Linked DNA regions of Homo sapiens: region 2 is linked to region 1. Evidence: chromatin loops called from intact Hi-C (ENCODE). Cell type or tissue: CD14-positive monocyte. All regions are shown on one strand. Links, peaks and the distances in the headings refer to the core of each region. The heading gives the core; the rest is flanking DNA.

What was found. Peaks named below come from ENCODE experiments on the same cell type or tissue, not always from the same donor. Only the 100,000 strongest peaks of a DNase experiment are listed, where the experiment ranks them.
Region 2: a loop joins it to region 1, with 5 times the contacts of the local background. A loop is called at or near these places in 6 of 110 quality-filtered maps.

Annotation. Positions count from the first base shown.
Region 1 is chr2:58,102,027-58,113,557 of GRCh38, reverse strand. The region is part of intron 7 of VRK2 (VRK serine/threonine kinase 2); the gene reads right to left. Among named protein-coding and RNA genes, the nearest start is that of VRK2, 61 kb to the right of the region's middle. RefSeq lists an enhancer at 367-951 and a silencer at 3,790-4,084. In CD14-positive monocyte, for the core only: no CTCF peak of the experiment used is centred there; a DNase peak (open chromatin) is centred at 5,527; H3K4me3 peaks cover 1,041 bases; H3K27ac peaks cover 2,816 bases.
Region 2 is chr2:57,888,050-57,899,580 of GRCh38, reverse strand. No RefSeq gene overlaps it. Among named protein-coding and RNA genes, the nearest start is that of VRK2, 150 kb to the left of the region's middle. RefSeq lists an enhancer at 6,620-6,669 and a silencer at 8,995-9,044. In CD14-positive monocyte, for the core only: no CTCF peak of the experiment used is centred there; DNase peaks (open chromatin) are centred at 5,030, 6,590 and 8,890; H3K27ac peaks cover 2,319 bases.

The sequences.
Region 1 (11,531 bases), core at 1,793-9,792:
CCCACCCCTATCTCCCTTCGCTGACTCTCTTTTTGGACTCAGCCCACCTGCACCCAGGTGAAATAAACAGCCATATTGCTCACACAAAGCCTGTTTGGTGGTCTCTTCACACGGACCCGCATGAAAGTCTCTATGGTCCTCTTTCTTTCCAGAAGCAGCAGGAGGGGCTCTCTCTGAAGTTCCATCATCTGATTAAGGGAAGTTCTTCCAGAAGAAACGCAACTGTCTTTTTTTTTTTTTTTTTTGAGACGGAGTTTCGCTCCTGTTGCCCAGGTAGGAGTGGTGCAGTGGCACAGTCTCAGCTCACTGCAACCTCCGCCTCCCGGGTTCATGTGAGTCTCCTGCCGCAGCCTCCTGAGTAGCTGGGATTACAGCCGTGTGCCACCACGCCCAGCTAATTTTTGTATTTTTAGTAGAGACGGGGTTTCACCATGTTGGCCAGGCTAGTCTGGAACTCCTGACCTCATGATCTGCCTCCCTTGGCCTCCCAAAGTGCTGGGATTACAGGCGTGAGCCACTGTGCCTGGCCTAGAAATGCAATTGTCTTAAAACTCCTTCCCCAGGAATCTCATCAAATAACCAGGAAAGATTAGTCACCAAAGAAAAGACTAAAAGTCATAACCACACCCAGACAGGCTTTTATTCTTCTGAGGGCAGTTCCAAGAGATTACCTAAAAGACTTTATCTACATATTAAGACAACTTGTGTTCATAATGAAGTTCCACCCTTCAGCTTCCCACAATGTGCTGCAATGTCCCCCAGAGCTCAGAACAACTTTGTCCGAGGCCAGTAGTCTGTTGTTTGGGCTCATTCACTTCCCCTAAAAGTCATTTGCTTCTAAAATTGCATATACTTCCCCACTTCCCTCTTCCATATGAAGAGGGTATTTAAGCCTCAACCATCTGGACCTTCTTTGAGTCTCATATTTTCAGGACTCCCGTGTCCATGTACATAATAAATTTGTAGGCCTTTTTTTTTTTTCCTGTTACTATACTGTCAGCTCATTCCAGTGACCCTTCAGAGAAGCGTGGAAGAGAAGTTTTCTATCCACCCCTACAGACTACAATTAGGTCACACTGAGAGTTCTACTAAGATAACTCAGTAGAGAAAGACAGTCTAGAATTTTGCTAGAACAAAGGAGATGTGGGGGAGGGAAGGCTAGAAAATACCATCAAATAAGTAAAGGAAGGGAAGAAATGAAGTAATATCTTTTGAGGTTCTATTATCTAATAATCACTGGGCAAAGTACCTTTCTCAAATTATTTCATTAAATCTAGACAAACACATCCAGCCTGGTAGCACTGGTTTTATTTTACATATAAGAAAGCTGAGCATCCCAGCAGTTAAATAACTTGCCCAAGTCACAGAGCTTGTAAAGGATGAAAGCAGGATTCGAATCCTGGCTGATATGACTTCCAAATTCCATTCTCTTTTTTCAAAAATACAATATAGAATTAAGGGTTCTGTCAACTTCTGAAATTATGTTGAAGTCAAAAATGAGTTTGTGCAGAACTAAATCTATAGTAGGGGTCACAGTCTAGGTCCTATTTTTATACACCCTAAAGCTAAGAATAATTTTTACATTTTATAGAATTGTAAAGGGAAAGAAAAAGAGAAGAAAATGTAACAGAGAACCATATGTGACCCACAGAGCTCATAAAAGCCTAAAATATTTGCTTTCTGGCTCTTTACAGAAAAAGTTGCCAATCTATAATCTAAAATAAAACTTGTTTTGGTTCAAAGTTTTTTATATATTACCTTTTTTTTTCTGTGAAATCAAAAACAAACGGCTAATATTTTTCATTTTAATTGTAAATATGTGTAATACCCCTAGTTTTAAACAGGCCTGTCTGTGGAACTCAAGATTTATACCAGGATCAGGTAGGTGTGATTATTTGCGTTGTAGTAAGACTAGCCACAGGAATATATAAATAGTTACTCCCTATGCATTTATTTTTATATTTTTAAAATAGAGATGGGGTCTCACTTTTTTGCCTGGGCTGGTCTTGAACTCCTGGGCTCAAGCAATCCTCCTGCTTCAGCTTCCCAAAATGGTGGGTTACAGGCGTGAGCTGCCACGCCCAGACTCCTTAATGCATTTCAAATGATTGTCCTTTTATGCACTTTTTCTGAATGTAGCCATCATTTCCCTTCTCCATGAGTACGAGGGACAGCCTTACCTGCTTCCCTTCACCTTGACACAGAGATTTTTCTATTACACTGTATTGACTCTCACATGATTTTCTTGCCTTTCTTAGACATTACTTTTTTTTATAACTTTGTGAGGTAGATAGGGAAGATGGATGTCATTATCAACATTTAACAGATGAAAAATATATTCCCAAACAACGTAAGCCACTCAACACTCACTAAGGCCAGCCTGTCCAAGGGTTTTGTTATTTTAGTGAACTTCTCGACTCCTCCAATAAACAACTAATTTTAACTAACGCTTTTACAGGCTTTCCATTTTGATACTTTGTGATTGAAAATGTAGTGTTGCAGCCACTGAGGTGTAATCCCATCAAGAAAGAAGCGGCCCTTTACTTGTAAGGAATGCAATAAGTCGACATCCACTAGGGGCAGGACCACTGGGTCCTACCACAGCGTGTGCACCAAGGCCACACTCTTCCTGGGCAGTTGATCATGGAGAGGGTGTGACTATTTCTACATAGCTGGGGTCTCTCCTAATAGGCAAGCTTTGCTCTGGAGCTCCCCAATGTCGGGAGTGGGCACTGAGATTTTGTCAGATCTGCATCATGTCTGAAGCTCTCCCTCCTCAATTCTGCCTCTGGTTCCCTTTCCTTTCACAAGTGTCAGATCAACATCCCGCTCTGGAAGCCTTCCCTGTTCAATCCTGCTTCCTCCCCTTTTATCTTACATGGGCATTAGATTTCCTGCCTCCAAAAAGCCCTTGCCCTCCTAATTCTATCTCAGTATTAGCCTCCCCAAGAACCCCATTCTTGGCAAACAAGGTAAGGAAATTGAGGAGAAACAAAAAAGTACTGTATAATAATACAAAGCACAAATTTGTATCAAAACACAGTAGCATCTGTGAGGCTACATATATTTTTTAACAGATATGAATGATTCTTGTGAACATAAACATGCTGCTGCTTCATTCCATGCTTCATTCCCTTTTTGTCATATAGTTATTTTCGTAAATATGCATTTGATTTATTGTTAAGATTTTTGCATTATGGTATGTTATTGAAAAAATAGGAATATATTATGCCCTATTAAAATAAATGATTGCTTTCTGTTTTGAAGAAAAGCCTTTAAAGTTGCTACATACATGTATATACATGTTCTCCCCAATTTATGACAGAGGGGTCAATAAATCACAGCCTTGATTAAAGAATGGAATGAAGATGAAAAGCAAATTAGCCTTTGAGTATGATCATGAAAAACACAAGTTTCATATACTAAGCAGTCCGTCTAGAAAATCACCTTCATATTTCACCTGGCCAGATCACCTTCCTATTTCACTTGGCCAGATTTGTACACAGGTATGCCATATTCCCAAGTTCTACACTTAGTTAAGCCTGTACTTCCAGTCTTCTTTGCTTCCTGATGCTTGTAGGCTTTTACACCGCTTTATTTTTCCAGATGGATGGGTAAAGCTAATGATTAAAAAGAACCCTCTGATTTTGTGGGCAACAGAGTAAGACCCCATCTCCAAATATATATATATATTTACATACAGAAAGAAAGAACCCTGTGAAATCCTCTCTCTGGTGAGTTATAAGAGAATGGCCTTTATATGTAGAACCTGAAATGGTTTGGCTGTGTCTCCACCCAAAATCTCATCTTGAATTGTAATCTGAATTGTAATTCCCATGTGTTGAGGGAAGGACCCCTGGGAAGTGATTAGATCATGGGGGCGGTTCCCGCATGCTGTTCTTGTGATAGTGAGTGAATTCTCCTGAGATCTGATGGTTTTATAAGGGGCTTTTCACCCTTTCCCTCAGCACTTCTCTCTTGCCAGCATGTGAAGAAGGACATATTTGCTTCCCCTTCTGCCATGATAGCAGTTACCTGGGGCCTCCCCAGCCATGCAGAACTGTGAGTCAATTAAACCTCTTTTCTTTATAAATTACCCAGTTTTGGGTATTTTTTTTTTTTTCATAGCAGTATGGGAATGGACTACTACAGATCCTTTTAAGCACAAGGCAATTTACTGGGTTTTCACCTTGTCCACATGAATCTGCTATTTTAACAATGTACAAAGTTATTTAGCTTTTTTAAATTTATGCTTTGGCTCCACAGTTAAAGGCTGTAGGCTCCTAGGGGTTGAGGGACTGGGATAATGTCATATATACATTTTTGTATCCATAACAGCACCTACTCTAAGGCCTTCTGCACAGTTGGTTTGAATAAATTTTAATTGATTTAATTGATAATAATTAGACAAACTGAACTAAATTTTTTTAACAGATACCTGAGTGCCAAGCTTAACAGATACCTGAGTGCCAAGCATAATAAACAGGAAATATACACTTCAAAAAAGAAAAAGAAAAATGAATGCATACTTATCAAATACTTGCTGTAAGAGCATTAAGTACTTTACATAAGTCAAATCATTTAATCCTCATGACCCTAAGAAGTTATTTTAAGATCTTTTGAGAATGAGAAAAAAGGATGAGTAAGGGTAGGTGATCTATGTAAAACAAATAAATTCTAGTAACTGGCAAAGCTGAGATTTGAACCTAAATCAATCTGACCAGAAGTTCTGAGTTATTTTCCATGTGCCTCACATAGCAGAAAGGGAGATGGCATAAGCACATCTACAGGCCTAGAGGTAACATATACTCTGACAAAAGCATAAAAGTCTATGAAATTTTACAGCAAGGAAAGGCTATTTCTAACAGGGAGACTCAGAGAAAGAAGCAACATTTAAGTTGGGTACTGAATAATTTCTAAGACTTCCACAGATGGAGACAGGGAAGAAGAAACATACAAGAGGGCAACCAGAGCATGTGTCAGTGTGTGTTGAGGGCGGAGAAGTTGGTGGAAACACAACACAAGCCAGGAAAAAAAAAGAAAGAAAGAAAGAAAGGTTTGCATCAGTTTCCAGAGAGCCTTGGAAACCATGCTAAGAAGGTGGGGCACAATTTTTGTAAGCAAATAGATGTCACGGAAGGATTTTTCTGGCAAAGAATAATAATATCAGCACTGGCAGCATCATAAGGAGGAAATGGATGCAGAGAGTCCATTTAGGAGAATATAACAATACAGGCAATCAACAGGAACTCGGACTAGGACAGTGGTGAGCAGAAGGGAGACAAAGAAGAGATCCACGAGTTACTGGATAAGAGGGTTGAGAGAAAGAGAGTCAAAGACAACTCTGAAAACAGTGTAACTGGCTGAGTAAGTGATGATTCAATAAATAGAGAAAAAGAGAGTAAGAAGAGGAAGGAGAGATTTGGTAAGAAAATGACTCAATCACTTCTGTACCAAAAGCAAACTAGCTGACTGGTGACTAACACCCTAATCCAACTAGTTCCTGGTTTGTCCGTTTATGGAGGACTGAGTGACAGAGTAAAAGTTGATGGAAAGACGTAAAGGGCCTCTTTCCCAACAAGGGTAAAATCTGCTGCTTTCCTGCTTCTCACGCAACCGAGAATCCTGAGTAGCAAGCAGCCAGACTGGCTCAAATGGAAGCATTTCTCAATGCTTGATACGACGTTGATATAAGAAGTAGGAGAATGTAAGCTGAAGACAGGGAGAAAAACATTTGGAGCTGGCAGAGAAAGAAGCAGGACACTAATGTGAACAAATGTCACTGTCCACTGGGATGTGACCACACATTAAATCACATTTGTTTACTATTTTATGTCCACAATGAAGATTCACATGAGAGAATAGATGCATACACAGCTCTCAAAATGAGGTCTCTTATGAAGAACAATATTAAGTAAACTAATTTTTCCTGTTGTACAATATACCACCTTATAATTTAGACAATTTTGTACAATTAAATCTTCTTAATTAGCACACCTTGCTGTAATGAGAAATGTGTCCATTAAAGTCTCATAATGAGAGACTGATGAAAATTATACTAGGAAGAAAGTCACTATTCATGACTATTAAAAATGGCAAGCTAGACACCACTTTTTAAACTTCATAAATTGTTCCAGAAAATATCATGCGTAAAGAGAGAAGACCTTGAAACTGAATGGATTCACAAGAAACTGAAAAAGGCCAGTTACTTTGCAGTATGAACAGCATTGTAGTTAGCTGTTTTACAAAAAAAATAAAAGGTCTTCAATCAATAAAAAAGAAAAACCCACTGGGAAGAGTATATATATGTATTCAGCAACTTTAAAGCTTTTCTTTAAAACAAAAAGCCATCATTTATCTTATTTGAATAGGGAATAATATTTTCCTATCTTTCCACAAGATACCATAAGGCAAAAATCTTCACAATAAATTACATGCATACTTATGAAACCACTATATGACAAATGAAGCAGCAACATGTTTATGTTCACAAGAATCACTCATATCTGTTAAAACATGGATGTAGCCTCAAAGATGCTACTATGTTTTGATGCAAATTTGTGTTTTGTATTATCATACAGTACTTTTTTGTTTCTCCTCAATTTCCCTGCCTTGTTTGCCAATAATAAAACCCTACAAATGATACTAGTGCTTTATCACAATTCCATGTAGACAAAGTAACAGAACCTTAAAGAGGTGCTGGCTTACTTTTCAAATATGAGGTTTATTAGAATAAGCATGAAGATATAGTTTTCAAAACTATAGTTTATCTTTTATCTTTTAGTGAGCTGTAAAAAGCAGTTTCTGTTTTGATGGAAGCAACATGTGCTTATCCTTAAAAATAATCTGCTTTGTATGTTGGATCATTTTTTCCTCCTAGATCTTATAACTATCTATTCATATTTACAAACTGAAAATTTTATCCTTTCATATTTTTTGAGAGTGAAAGACTTAATGACATGCTCATGAAGTCATTATATTGGATAACCACCAGAAAAGCTGTGCCTCTATTACTGCGTCATTCCATCTACTGCCCCATTAGGACCAAGACTATGACTGCCTTAAATACTGCCATAAATTAAAGTATCAAAACAAAACCTTGATGTATATTTAGTAATATTATAAATGATAATAGCATTTTGACCTCATGATCTGCTTTTCTATTCTAACCTGGTTCTTTTAGCAAAACATCAAAGCCTGTTTGATTAAATAGGACTGTGACTTAACAGGCTTTCCAGACTTCTGGGGAAAATTCCCTCAATAGTTCATAGGCTAGCAGTTGCCTCTTTACTAAAAATACCTTCACCTATTATAGAAAATCTTTCCAATTACAGTCTATTTCCAACTTGTCCTTTTGACACAAGTTCTCAAGGATTATAAGAAAAAACCTATGATACTCTCAATTTCCAATCTAATCAAGACACACAACCTGTGTGTGTATATTAACAAAATTAAAAAAGCAATGGAAGAGGGAAATCTGGATTGCATTGGCTTAATGGTCTTCCTCTTTGTCTGATTCAAATCTGAACCTAATCAAGACTTTTCAGTATATCAGTAAGCATTATCAGAGCTTGGTATATCTGTAAACAGCAGACACTCACAAAATGTTAGCTGATATAATTTGACTGTCATTGGTATATTATAAAAAGGTTCAACATACATAGGCTGTGTCTACATAAAACACAACTAACCAGCATTGGAAGTAGCCTACTTGGTTTACACTAACTACATATTCTATTAAATTCAAAGATAGTATTTGAGGTCGCTAGCAATAGTGCTACCTGCATAGCCCCTTGGAGTTCCATGATTTTTAAGAGCCACTAAAAAAGGGCACCTGTTAATTCATTTAATTTACACAGTTCAAGGAGTAATTCAAAATTCAGAAATGCCATTTTCCCACACTAACTGAAAAAAAAAAGCCTATATGTAACAGTTTGTGAAGCAGGATGCTCAAATATTTTGGTCATAAATTGCTCTTTGGTCATGTATGCATCTGGGTTTTAGAAAACATGTTATTTTTTGTCTTTCTCATAATAGCTACTCTGACTGGCATAAGATGATATCTCAGTTGGTTTTAATTTGCATTTCTCTGATGATTAGTGATGTTGAGCATTTTTTCCATATATTTATTGGCTATTTTTATGTCTTATTTTAAACAATATCTGTTCATGTCTTTTGCCCATCTTTTAATGGGGTTATTTTTTTTTCTTGTCAAGTTCCTTATAGATTCTGGATATTAGCCCTTTGTCATATGCATTGTTTGCAAATATTTTCTTCCACTCTGCAGGTTGTCTGTTCACTTGGTTGATTGTTTCTCTTGCTGTGCAGAGGTTTTTCAGTTTAATTAAATCCCACTTGTCTATTTTTGTTGCTTAAGCTTTTCAGGTCTTAGTCTATAATTATTTACCTAGACCAATGTCCACAAGAGCTTTCCCTTGTTTTACTTCTAGTATTTTTTATAGTTTCAGCCCTTACATTTAGGTCTTTAATCCATCTTGAGTTGACTGTTGTATATGGTGAGAGATAGGGGTCCATTTTCATTATTCTGTATATGGCAATCCAATTTTCCCAGCACAATTTATTGAACAGGGTGTCCTTTCCCCAGTGTGCATTTTTGTTGACTCTATCAACAATCACTTGGGTGTAGATATGTAGCTTTATTTATTGGTTCTCTATTCTGTTCCACTGATCTATGTGTCTATTTTGATACCAGAACCATGCTGTTTTGGTTACTATAGCCTTGCAGTATAATTTGTGGTCAGGTAATGTGATGCCTCCAGCTTTGTTCTTTGGGCTTAGGGTTGCTTTGGCTATTCAGGCCCCCTTTTCAGTTCTATGTGAATTTCAGGATGGTTTTGTCTAATTCTGTGAAAAATGATGCTTGTATTTGGATAGAGATTGCACTGAATCTGCAGATTGTTTTGGGCACTGTGCTCATTTTAACAATTCTTCTGATCTATAAGCATGGAATGTTTTTCCATTTGTTTGTGTCATCTACAATTTATTTCACCACTGTTTTGTAGTTTTCCTTGTAGAGATCTTTCACTTTCTTGGTTAAATATATTCTTAGGTATTTTATTTCATTTTTTTAGTTACTGTAAATAAAATTGCCTTTTCGATTTGGTTCTTAGCTTCACTGTTATTGGTGTATAGAAATACTACTGATTTTTATACATTGATTTTATATCCTCAAACTTTGCTAAATTCATTTAACAAAATTAAGAGTTTTTTGCAGGAGTTTTTAGGGTTTTCTAAATATAAGATCATATTGTTGGCAAATAGAGATAATTCGATTTCTTCTTTTGCAATCTGGATGTATTTCATTTCTTTCTCTTGCATGAATGCTCTAGCTAGGCTATCCACTACTATGATAAATAGGAGTGGTAAAAGTGGGCATTCTTGTCTTATTCCAGTTTGTAGGGAGATTGCTTTCAACCTTCCCCCATTTAGTATGATGTTGGCATATATGGCCTTTGTTATTTTGAGGTATGTTCCTTCTACGTCTGGTTTGTAGAGGGTTTCTATCATGAAGAGATGCTGAATTTTATCACATGCTTTTTTTCTGCATGTATAATCATATGGTTTTTGTTTTTAATTCTGCTTATGTGATGAATCACATCACAAGAATACTTGCATCCCTGGAATGAAACCTATTTGATCATGGTGTATTATCTTTTTAATGCACTGTGGGATTTGGTTTGCTAGTTTTTGTTGAGGACTTTGCATCTATGGTCATCAGGGATATTGATCCAACGTTTTCTTTTTTGTTTTGTCCTTGTTTAGCTTTGGTATAAGGGTCACACTGGCTTTGTAGAATGAACTAGGGAGAATTTCCTCTTCCTTGATTTTTTGGAACAGTTTCAGTAGGATTGGTACCAGTTCTTCTTTGTACTTTTGGTAGAATTTGGCAATTAATCCATTTGGTTACTGGCTTTTTTTGTTTGTTAAGATTTTTCTATTACCGATTCTATCTCGCTACTTTCGTATTGGTCTCTTCAGGATTTCTATTTCTTCCTGGTTCAATCTTGAGAGGTTGTATGTTTCTAGGAATGTATCCATTTCCTCTAGGTTTTCTAGTTTATAAGCATATAGTTGTTCACAGAAGTCTCTGATGATCTCTTGCATTTCTGTGGTAGTAGTTGTAATGTCTCCTTTTTAATTTCTGATTATGTGTATTTGGAACTTCTCTATTCTTGGTTAGTGTAGCCAGTAGTTTATCAATTTAGTTTTTCTTTTTAAAGAACAAACTTTTCATTTTGTTGATTTTTTTATTTTAATTTTTATTTATTTATTTAATTTTTGGTCTCAATTTCACTTAGTCCTGCTCTGATCTTTGCTATTTATTTTCTTCTGCTAGCTATGGGTATGGTTTGTTCTTGTTTTTCTATTTTTTTGAGATGTGATGTTTGGTTAATTTGTGATTTCTTTTTTTGAAGTACACACTTAAAGATATAAACTTCCCTGTTAGCAGTGCTTTTTTCTGTATCCCAAAGGCTTTGGTATGTTGTGTCTCCATTTTCATTCATTTCAAAAATTTAAAAATTTTTATCTGAATTTCATCATTGATCCAAAGATCAGCGAGGAATGTGTTGTTTAATTTCCATGTATTTGTATAGTTTCAATAATTACTCATGGTATTAATTTCTAGTTTTATTCCACTGTGGTCTGACATGACACTTGATATGATTTTGATTTTTTAAAATGTATTGAGGCTAGTTTTGTGGCCTAACATACAGTCTATCTTGGAGAATGTTCCCTGTGATGATGAGTAAAATGTATATTCTGCAGCTCTTGGAATATCTGTTTCATCCTTTTGATCTAATGTTCAATTAAGTCTAGTTTCCTTGCTGATTTTCTGTCTCAATGATCTGTCTGGTGCTGTGAGTGGGGTGTTGAAGTCTCCCATTATTATTGTATTGCTATCTCTTTATTTAGGTCTCGTAATATTGTTTTATGAATCTGGCTGCTCCTGAGTTCAGGGCATGTATATTTACGACTGGTATAGCCTCTTGTTGAATTGTTTTATCATTATATAATAACCTCCTTTGTCTTTTTTTTTTTTTTTAACTGTTTTTGATTTAAAGCCTGTTTTATCTGATACAAGCATGGCTACTCCTGCTTGCTTTTGGTTTCTGCTTGGGTGGAATATCTTTTTCAATCCCTTGGCCTTCAATCTATAAGTGTCTTTACCAGCAAGGTGAGTTTCTTGTAACTAGTATATAGTTGGTTCATTTTTTAAAAAAAATCCATTCTGGCAATCTGTGTATTTTAATTGGAGTATTTAATCCATTTATATTCAAGGTTAATATTAATATGTGAGGGCTTTTTCCTCATGATGCTTTAACAGCTTTTGAGAAGGTACAATTCAACCCACAGCAGTTCCCATTGTCAGTTTCTCTATGTGAATGTGCTAAAAGAGTTTTCTGCAAGGAAATAATCATAATGGCTATATTAAATAGTAAAGATCTTTTGACACATTGGGTAGATCTTTCCCAATGGGAATTTAAGAAATCTACAAATGACTTAGTTAC
Region 2 (11,531 bases), core at 2,077-10,076, 210 kb after region 1:
TCTCCTGTCTATTAAGGTGCAAATTTAGTTATAGACTTTCCCTTTTTCATCTTGCTTAGAAATTCTATACCATCCAGTGTCTGTGTTCTTTCTAGAAGATGTCCAATAAATACCTGCTGAATTTAAATGTGTATTTCCTTCATCAAAATACTGCTTCATTATGCTATGTGAAATAAGCCAGACACAGAAAGAAAGATAACGCATGGCCTCACTTTTATATGGAATCTGAAAAAAAAAAAAAGTCAAGTACTATACATAGAGACAAAGAGTAGAAAAGTGGTTACCTGAGGTAAGGGTAGAGTAAGAAATGGGAAGATGTAGGTAAGAAGTGGCAGTAATGTAGGATGATTAAGTGTAGTGGTCTAATGTGCAGCATGAAGACTAGAGTTAATAATGTTCTATGGCGTACTGGAAATTTGTCAAGAGGGAAGATTTTAGGTGCTCTTACACATACGCACAAAAAAAGTAATAATGTGAGATGATGGATATGTTAATTTACTTGACTATAGTAATCATTTCACTATGTATATGTATATGAAAACATCATGTTGTACATCTTAACTATATGCAATAAAAAATACATAAGTTTCTTGGGGACAGGGACTGTGCATCTGAAATGTACAAATGGTATTAAATATTTTAAAAATATAGCTTTAACTGGCAAATTGGTTCAATACTTTTTTAGAAGGGTCAGATTTCTGGTTTGTTCAAAAATTCTTGCAAGTTTTCTGTTTCACATAGTAGTTCTTCAGAGGGACTCAGCTATTTTTCCACTATGTAATGACACAATTTCTGGATTCTGTAGGTCTTCCTCTGTGTATTTTATGGGGAAAAAGCATTTGTCCAGCCTGCTTCTTTGTAGAAATAACTGAAAGGGCAATAGTATGAAACTTGTTAGTTTTTAAAAAATGGAAAGAAGGGGGGTGCTTTTAATTGTATGGGAAATTTAATTAGATTTAGGCTAATTAAATTCATTTTTTATATTAACATGTTCACAAATATTATTGCATCTCGTTAGATTTCATTCTTCTAGTCTTACTGAACAATATTCAGTAGTAGTTTCAGATTACAATAAGTTCATTATGAAGATAAGGTGGAATTAGTGTAGGAAGCTCAGCTGGTTGAAGGGGTCTGTACTTTAATTACTGCAGAGGGTGTGCATATTAATTACAACACAAGTGATATTTACTGTACCTCAGGAACATATGACAGGGTAAAGATACTGACAGCACCAGCTAATAAACTCAGTATGATAATGAGGAGAAAAGACCATAAAAATAGAAGGAAATAAAATTATTCATAAAGTATATTGATCCCAAAGTAAAGACATTAAGCTCTGATGAAGGGCAACAAAAGGGAAGCTCCTCACTTTATCAAACAAATAACCAAAGTAGAGAAATGTTAGCAGGGAGACAGATTGTCATTATACTGGTCACATGATCACACCCCAGAGAGTACACAGGAGCCATAAAATGGGAGATTTTTAATAAATCAGCAGAAAGCCATACTGTCACCTGCAGGAACTGAGGTCGCAATGGCTAAGGACAGCTCCTTAGAGTAGAGAAGTCAGATCTGCTGCAGCATAAACTGGAAGGAACCACATGCATACAAAATTGGGTTTAAGAGCCACTGTCCTCTCTGGAAAAGCAAGGGGGGAACCTAGGAATGCTGTGAGAATTACTCTCAGTAGCAACCTGGAGGCCATCACCTACTTCTCTCTGCAGTTTTAGATCACCAGCTATGATTTTGAGGTGGCCAAGGGGAGCGGTAGGGGTTGGTTGGGTAACTTTTCCCAGGAAATGCTCAATTCTGCTCTGATTCTGTCTAAATCCATATGGCTCAAAGGAAAGTTCAAATTTTGTCTGTAGTGACTAAATTTGAGGCTTGGCTTTGTTTTGTTTTTACATGGGCCTTTCAAAGGGATGGTCATTCTTTTTTTATGATTATTTCGTCAGCTACCTAACATTTATAAACAACCTCATTTTAGAAAGCAAGCAGCTGAATTACTAATTTTTATTTTACATCAAATAAAATATAGTTTACATCAAATATAGTCAGGTTTTTGATAAGTACTTGTTATTTTGGTGGCTTATTCGCCCAAATCCGCCACAGATTGTGCTCATAGTTGACTTATCATGGATAGAAAGTACAATAGTTACCAATTTAAAATAATTTTTATCTTAATGCATGGGAATAATATTGACGACTCTTGAGATAAGTTAATTTTATGAGGAAAGTATTTTTGTGGGTATAGGGATAAATAATGATGTTAATATGTATCTCATCTATGTGATAAATATTTTGTATGTGTGAACTTAAATCGATATAGTAAGTGAAAATGCAGTTCTGGTTAAAACACCTCGAAAGCATAGTAGTGAACCTAGAGCAAATGGAATAAAGGGCATACCCAGGACATTGTGGAATCTGGATCTCCATCTTGGTAGCACCATTAGAGTTGTTTGGAGACAGAACACAGAAGTGGAGATTCTTCATTTTGGTTGAAATTTATAAAATCGTGAATTGAAAGGATTAGATACTAAATTACAGCATGAAATTATGGAAAATCTCACTTTGCAACTTAGGCAAGACAAATAATAGGAAAAATTAACCAATTAACTCAGATCTGAAATGTTTTATGTTTCCTGTGGCAGAAGAGAGGATAACCCTAAACACAGTCATCCCTTGTTTTCTATTTCCCATTCTGTTCTTTTCAGGGCCTTATTCCATTTATTCCTAATATTCCAATCTTTTCATGCTAGCCTTTTTATTTTTTTGGTGGTGGGATCAAGAGGTTATTCACTCACATTAAGGTGCAACATATCCGGAAATATTTTTATTTTGAGAGCAATGCTTCAAGAAATCGCACATGTTATAGTTTGACTATCAGTGAAATAGTTATGCATAAGCAAAGGATTCAACTTAAATTACTTAAATATATGAAATAGTTATAAACATGGCCCACATAAAAGGCCAGGCATAGCCAGAACATGGAGTAAAGAGGTGATGATATGGTTCATAATTGTTATTGTTTTGTACTGGCTTATTTTCACCAATATATGTGTCATATTATGATACTAAGACACCAAAGCTGTAGGACTATATAATACCTCAAACAAGAACTTGGGGTGTCCAATAAATATTTAATGGATGAATGATGAAATGATTGAATGATTAAATGAATATACTTCAGTTGGTAGTTTCATCAATTCTTGAAAATTACCACTAGTGCTTCTGTTGTACCTAGTGAACTGGCTTCTGTTTTTAACAATGGTGTTTGGCTTTTTGTGCTGGCATTCGCTAATCACAATATCTCTGTCATCACCTGAGATGTAAATGCTGGCCAGAGTGGATTGCCGCCGTCGGGTGGCTAGGCCCTTTCTTGGTGTTTCAATGTAAAGGATATAGGTGATAATGGGATGCACCTGTGATGAAACCTGGGCCGTGAAGCTGTCTGCAGCTTGCCCTTTGAGAGTTTCAAACAGTTTTATGATCATATAAATAGCTTTAGCAGACTTTCAATTATCAAGATGTTAATATATGTATACATTTTGTCCAAAATATCCTGAAGCTTGAAACCAAAAGAATGGTTTAGGTGCACACCAATTATATGTATGTGATCCTCAGGAACAGATGGGAGATTCCAAATCTACATCCCTAATCAACTAGGATTTAGGCTAGGCTACTTACTAGAATTCAAGAATCAGAACCTTTGGAAAAATAGGGGGAAGATTTATTTTAAATGATGTTGAATCTAATTCTGATTTTCTCTTTGAGCTTTATTGGCTTCTGCTATAGGTTTACTTCTTTTCGTCAAAGTTTCTAGTTTTTATTATTATATTTCCTGGTCCCTCTCACTAAATTGTTGCCCTTGTGCCATCTCATTTGTCCTTAGTTTCTTCCTCTTCCTCCTGTACATTGCTTCAAGGATCTATAGTTCATTGTTCACCATTATTACTCATTCTCCTCCTATCAAATCTGGTTCTGATACTTATTTCAGCAAATTATGCTTTCTCTTTTTTATGTTTCTACTTTAATGGCTAAGTTTTCAACTTGACACTCTGGAACTGCTCTTTTCTAACACAGGAAGAGTTGAGTTTATTGAGAATTTGGTTTAGGGACATCTATTGATGTCTGAGAAAGGAGAGTAGTCCTTAGCTTCCCTCACTTATTTATTCTGTGAATAATGGGGAGACACAGAATGTTTGATTCAAATATCAAGTAGACATGAATTCTGATGTTCAAATGTGTTCATAGAAAGCAGGGAATTTAGGAATTAAAATACCAGTGAGACAAAATGGGTTGTATCACCTGAAGATTGGGGTAACAGCCTACATCAAGTTAAGAAAATCATTATCTTAAATTTGAAATACATGTAAGGACAGTCTCATATTGGCTGCAATTAAATGTTTAAATTTAAACAAAATAAGTGACATTTAAAACTATGTATATTATATATAAAATGTGCTTTGTAATCTCCACAATTATAGAGAGCCACAAAATCCTTATGTCTCAACTACACAGAAAATCTTGTTAATTTTCATTGCAGTAAAGCAAAACTTGTGGAAAGTCCCCAAAGCATTTGAACCTTAGTGCAGGGTTTAACTCCTCTCAGTGCTTCAAACTCTGAGTAATTTAATAGATTAAAGTTTTAGAAGGTTAAGTTTTAGTTATAAACAAATTTATGTTTTTGTATGTTGATAATTAGAAAAAAGTATTTTGTGAAAGTCTGAGGAAGCAAGATTGAATAGATAATTAAAAATCACAAAATTCTAACCAATAAGTGAGATGGATATGATTGTTCATGCCTATTCTGTTTCTTAGACTTTGTAAATTTTCATGAATCTCTTTCTTTTTTTTTCCCCCAAGATCATGTTGTCTATTTATTGCCACAAAGTAGGAGTCGTAGTCAAGGTTTCCTGTAAGTCTTAGCTGTACTGCTTCAAAGACTGTGTTAAAATAATAATTCATTGAGCAACCTCAAAGATGCTTCATATAATAGTGTTAATGAGCAATAAAGGAACAAAAAAGGGAACCTATGATGGAGAATTAGCAAATCTCTTAGAAATTGCCAAATTGACCAGCGTCACTAGGAACCACTGAGAAAAGTGAAGGTGTTGTGTTTGGTATGTGACTTTGTAATAACCAATATCAAAACAAAAAATGTTTGATTTCATTTGGAAAGGATCATTTTTCCTGTTACCTTTTCTGAAACAATCCTCACCCTCTGTTCCCTCATTCCTGTTACAATTAGTCATTACCTACTGTTGCTTGTGATTTGTTGGCAGTCTATAGCTGCAATCTGTTGCTCTGTGACAGATCGATTCGTTCAGCCCACAGACTCATTCCTGAATTCAGCCAAAATGAATATATATATATATATATATATATATATATATATATATATATAATGTATATGTATACAGCGTGTATATAGAAAAGAAAAAGTCCAAGGTACATTGTTTTAGCTAATGTGGCAAATTATTCTTCCAAAAGGATCTTCTTAAAGGACACTCTTAATGAACCCTACATGTATTTAAACATGTGTGAACAACACTAAGCAACCCCCTATGTGGAATGGGCTCAGAGTCCACATGTGTAGACTGTGGAATTTGAAGTATGTTTGTTTAGCATTATCACTTTTACAGGAGACAATTTCAATGCAATATTTTAGTTATAGAAGAGTAGTTACTGCTGAGCCTACTGAAGAGAATTTGTAGAAACCCTGTTGTTTATACCCACACACATGTAGATGTATATACACACCACTAAGTTTAAATAATCCCAGTAAGATTCATATTGCTCCGGTTTTTCAGCAAAAGAAATTATAGTTTAGTCGCAATCAATTTAACAGTCAGAGCTTTGGTGTAGCAAAATATGTGCTTCGTAGCCCTTCAAAATTTACGCAGTTTGTACATATAGATATGTGCTGTATATATTTTGAAGTGATACGTATGTTGAAATTTTTTCTTCACTTAAAACCGTGCTGCATAATTGATTGGAAGAGTTACTCTCATTACAGTCTATTTTTGCAGCAAAGCAGAGGCTATTTGAGATGCTTGTGGGTTTTTTTTTTAAATGCTTAACTTTATTGCAAGGAAAGGAAAAACTAGTCATTATATAGCAAGATGCTATTCGTTTTTGCTTTGTTCTGAACAATGCTGAATTAAGTAACATCACTTCATGACAAGATAAATAAATAAAAAAGATTTTCCCTATTAGCTTTTAGTATCACTCTTGTCTGACTCAGTAAGACCTTCTTTGGTGAAGATCTATACACACACACACATACTCATTGACATTTACAAAATATGTAGTCTCTTCAGTTTGCTATCTCATAAACCCCAGGAAGAGCTTACTTCTGAACATTTCTATATAATAGGGTCACCTCAATAGTAAGGCCTGGACCACAAGAGTTGCCAAATTAAGAAAACTGGTTGGCTCTTGGGGAAAATACTGCTGAAAAAAAAGGCAGATGTTTCACTGTACGCGATACATTGGTGATCACTCTCAGTCTGTCAGCATGCATTTTCTCAAAGTATAAACTATCCTCTGCTTTGGTTCCTGTTTTCATTTTGAGTTTTTGAAGAAGTCCCCTTGTCTGGCTCCAGGGAAACTACAAACTTTCCTCACTCTAAAAATAAGACAAGATAGTCATTCACGAGAAATTACTCTAACCACTCAAGAAATACTTATAAAGAAATTTTTTTTCAAGCACACTTTGGAAGGAGACTGTGAGTTTTATGGTCATTATACAACTTAACAAATAAATTCATGATAGCTGAAACAGAATTTAAACAATGTACAAAAGCCATAGGGGCTAGTAAATAGCACAGGCAGGATTACATTGCAAAATGCTTGCATTTTCAGTCTGATTACTCTTTCCACTAAATCTTTTTATGCAGGAAAGAAAAAGATTATTAAACATAAGTATTGTGAAAATTGAGTGAAAATGTTACTCCAAGTAACCAAAGGATATAGAAAGGGGCAGCTCTGTTATATTTTGTTTTACATTATTATTGCCTCTGTAATCATTTAAGATAATCTTTTTTTAAAATAAAGTTTTTTTACAATTATATAATTTTCAGAATTAAGATTAGAAAAATTACTTAGGTGAATACAAGAATTCATTGAAACATTACATGAGATTAAAGTCTACTTTCGACACGATTTCATTACACATGGACTCTGAAGACTTTATCAAATTATCTGGATTTTACTAGATCTGAATAAATAGCAGCAACGCGCAGAGAAACTAATTCAAACATATTCCTTTGTTCTGGTAAATTACTACATATGCCTCTAGCTCCCTTGTATCTGAGGTTCTATAAAAAAGATTTTTTTTGCCCTTCCAGTGTGTTTTATCCACCATTTAAAAACACATTTAAAATATATTGCAATTGCGTGAGAAGTGACATAAATACATTTGGTGATTAATATTTATTTGATCAACTGTGAGTGCAACAATATGACTTCTAATTTGAAACCACACAAGCTTCCTTTTCAGCAATCCTGCCTTTCAAAGCCTTTCATTTGCTACATCACAGGCTGATCTTGGAAAGAGAACCTGTCAGATGTACTTTTTCCTACTTTTTTTCCAACTTGAACTGTTGAAATGGGGGAGTAAGCATTTAGCCCTATTTCCAGGTGTACCATATTGAAACTTATAAAAAAAAAGTGTAAAGTGTGTGGGGGAATGGAGAATCTCTTGAACTGAAGGCCTGTGGGTGATTCCTGACATCTTGGCCTGTTAAAACATGTTGTAGAGTATGTATATTTGAAGGCCTGTATGTACATTATCTGCAATATACAAACACATCCACATACACGTTCTGCAAAAAAGGCAAGAATGGATGTCAAGGAAACATCTCCCAATATTAAATAAAGATCCTGTTCCTTTTTATATTATTATTCCTATTGTTTTATTTCTATCCCCTATTCTAGCGGTGTCCTTTGTGGCACTTCAGCTATGATGAGATGGGCGGGCGAGCAGCTTCCTCCAGAATTGACGCCAGCTGGTTTGGAAGACTGGCAAACCCTCAACTCTCCCTCTATCCACCACGTTAGAGATTGACTTTATTATCTGCTGTAGCTCCATGCCATGCCCAGTCTCTAAAGGCCCAGAATGCAGACATGTAACACAGCCCTATTCACCATTGCATTTATTTTGATTTAGTCATAACTTCAGGAATTGCCTTTTAACAACAACTACAAAAATGTGAGGGTCATCCACTTCTAATGCTGGAAACCCTGTGATAATCTGTTCCATGCATTCAAATGAAAATATGACTTCTTGGCAGAGAATAGCATTATAATGTAAAATCCCATATGCTGTTATACAGTATGTTGCAATCTGTTTTACGGCTGCCTCTATTCTAACGAGTGAATACTGCCAATAAAGCAATTGAAGATAACACTAATTGCTTATTTCTGTGATCCATAATTTTTATGGCTGCCTTATAGCTCTTTAGTCAAATAGATGCTTTTTGGCCTTTAAGATCTAGAACTCATGTACTGTAGCAATTGAAACTGGAAATGCACATGCTGGTCTGAGAGGCTTTTCTGTACTTGATTAATAGGATGCAGCAGAAAAATAATTGAAAGATGTGAAAGAAAATAGAAGTCTTAAATCAGCTCTAACAGGTAAACATTAGATTTGATCAATATTTAGATCACTTTAAATAAATAAATAATTATATGGCTGTGTATAAAATGAAATTAGGCTGTAAGGTCTTCTCTGGCTTTGATGCATTTGGGGGCCTGTTGAGCACAAAGGTGACAGTGGAAATCATGGTTGTGTGTGAGCACAGCTAACTGAGATGAAGATCACATCTGACCCTGGGCTTTGCCACATATTGACCATGTGACTGTGTGATCTTGAGCCAGTGATTCAACATTTTTGAGTTTAGGTTCCTCTCAGAAATGCTAGGATGACTCAATGGATGTGAAAGCACTTTGCTAACTGTAAAGTATTAGACACTCTGTTAGTGATTATCTGTGCCTGATCCCTGTTTGGGGCCATTATGACATGCTTTCTCATGGATAACCTTATAGAAACCCAAAATAATACTGTAGTTGTCCAAGAACATATGCAGTCCTTTGCTACTCAAAGTGCAGCCTGTGGACTGGTAGCATCAGCATCACCTGGGAGCGTGTTAGAAATGCACAATCCCAGGCCCCACCCTGGACCCACTAATCAGAATCTTCATTTTATCAAAATCTCCTGGTGATTAGTATGCACATGAAAGAATTGAGAAGCCCTGATCTAGTCTAACTTATTTCATACAAAAGAAAGGTGACATTCAGCAAAGTGAAGTGGTTCACAAGAGGTCACATAGTATGCTCAGAACTAAGCCACGATGACAGCCCAGGTCCTCTGACCCTAAGTCTAATCCATGATGTCTCCACCACAAAATACAGAGGATTTCATTTTATCTTGTGACAGATTTCATATTGACTATGTCGGCCCAAAAGTGGGTAATATATTTGTAGCCTAAAATAGGGTAAGTCTAAAAAGTCATAGGTTTCTGCTTGCTTTGGTCAAATAGTAAAATAAAAATCAAAGCAAATAATCAATAGGTTGTATTACTGAGCTTAAATTGTATGCAAAAAGTATCTAGAATACTCCTAGATTTCTATTTATAAAGTTCATTAGATACATTCTTAAATTTCTCAGATTGAAGGATTTAACATATATGCTCTTAAATTCAGAAAAGATGCAACTGCAATGATCACAGGGACCTAGTATTCAATTTTTATATTTGTATCCAGCATTCTAGCTATTATGATCTTTTTGGTAGAAAAAAAGAGATGATGATTATGTATAATAAATATATTTCTCCTATTCAAAGAGTAATACACAAAGCACTGTGCCCAAAGAGAGGTGCCAAAGGATCTTACAAGCAATAGCTTAAAAATGCTCACAATTCCCTGATAAGATATACACATAGGTATGCAGTTTTGAAAAATACCACTAGATTGGTTTCATTATACACACACAAACACACATCGTATATACTATGTTATTAGACACTCTTGTAATATTTCTTACATTTATTAAGAGTTGAATGGATGGAACAGGAAGGCATTATGTTAGGTTAAATAAGCCAGACACATAAAGACAAATATCACGTGTTCTCATTCATATGTGGGAGCTAAAAAAAAAAGAAAAAAAAATTGAACTCACGGAGATAGAGAATAGAACTGGTGCTTACGAGAGGGTGGGAAGAAAGCAGGGAAGCCCATATGCAGTGGGGATGGTTAATAGGTACAAAATACGTTAGATATAATGAATAAGATCTCATATTTAGTAGCACAATACGGTGACTATAGTTAACAATAATTATATAATTTAAAATTACTAAAAGGGTGAAATTGGAATGTTCCTAACACATAGAAATGGCAAATGCTTGAGGTCTGTATACCCCAATTACCTTGATACTTTGTATGCCTGTATCAAAATATCCCATGTACGCTGTGAATATATACAACTATTATGTGTTCATAATAACTAAAAATAAAAAATTTAAAAAAGAAGAAAGTCACTAAAGTCTATTTTTTTTTTAGAAAAACTTGAATACTATGAACCACATACACATTATTATCTCATTTAATCTTCACCAAAATTTGATGGGGTACTGTTATCCTCATTTTATAGATGTAATGAGGAGCCTGGGGTTGAGGGAGGTCAAGAAAAGAACTTGCCCAAGGATACATAGCCAGCAAGATAAAACAAAGAGAGAAAGTTAATGTGAGGTTTAAGTGGACCTCCCAAATCAAAGTTGTGACTTGAAAGTAAGACTTTTGAGTTCTAACTTCTTAAATCCTGGTTTAATGTGGTCTCTTTGGATGTGAACCTCTACCATGACTTCCTGCAGTCGTATTGAGGTGGTGGTGGCCTTTTCTTCCTTTTGTACTAAGCACATAGATCTGTGAAACCACTGGCGCCTCTTGTCTAAGGAGTCAAGGTCTAGAGGTGTCTGTAGCTGGGGAAGGAGCCTTCAGCTGCTCTGCTCTTCGCAGTCAGACATTGCCTCCCTGAAGATTCAGAGTCCAGGTTCTTGGTTCAACAATTCTACTTCTCTAGTTCTGAGATTGATAATGAACAAGTGCTGCAATAAAAAATGCCAACATACTTGAGAATATTCTTAATGAAATCAGTTTCACAGGCTTTTGTAGAGAAGTACTGAAGCTGGGGAGGGGAGACAGAGCTAGCCAAAATATTTCTAGGTAGAGCTGTGGGAGCTTTATATCCGAAGGTGCAGAACTGAAGAGACATGATTGAGAGATAAAGGAGCAGGAAGAGACAACCTTTACTAGTAATTGCAGAGACAGTCTAAATAAAGTAGCAATTAATAAGCCAAATGATAAAATGATTGATCTAGAGCTTTCTCTCTAGCTTTCTTTTTTTAAGGAAACACAAGCAAACTTCAAATGTTCACTCCCATTTTATATGACACATCCTGCTCCTTGCTGATAGCCTTATGTGTGGAACCTCTAAAGCTGTACCTTGCCAAATGTTAACTAACAGTGTA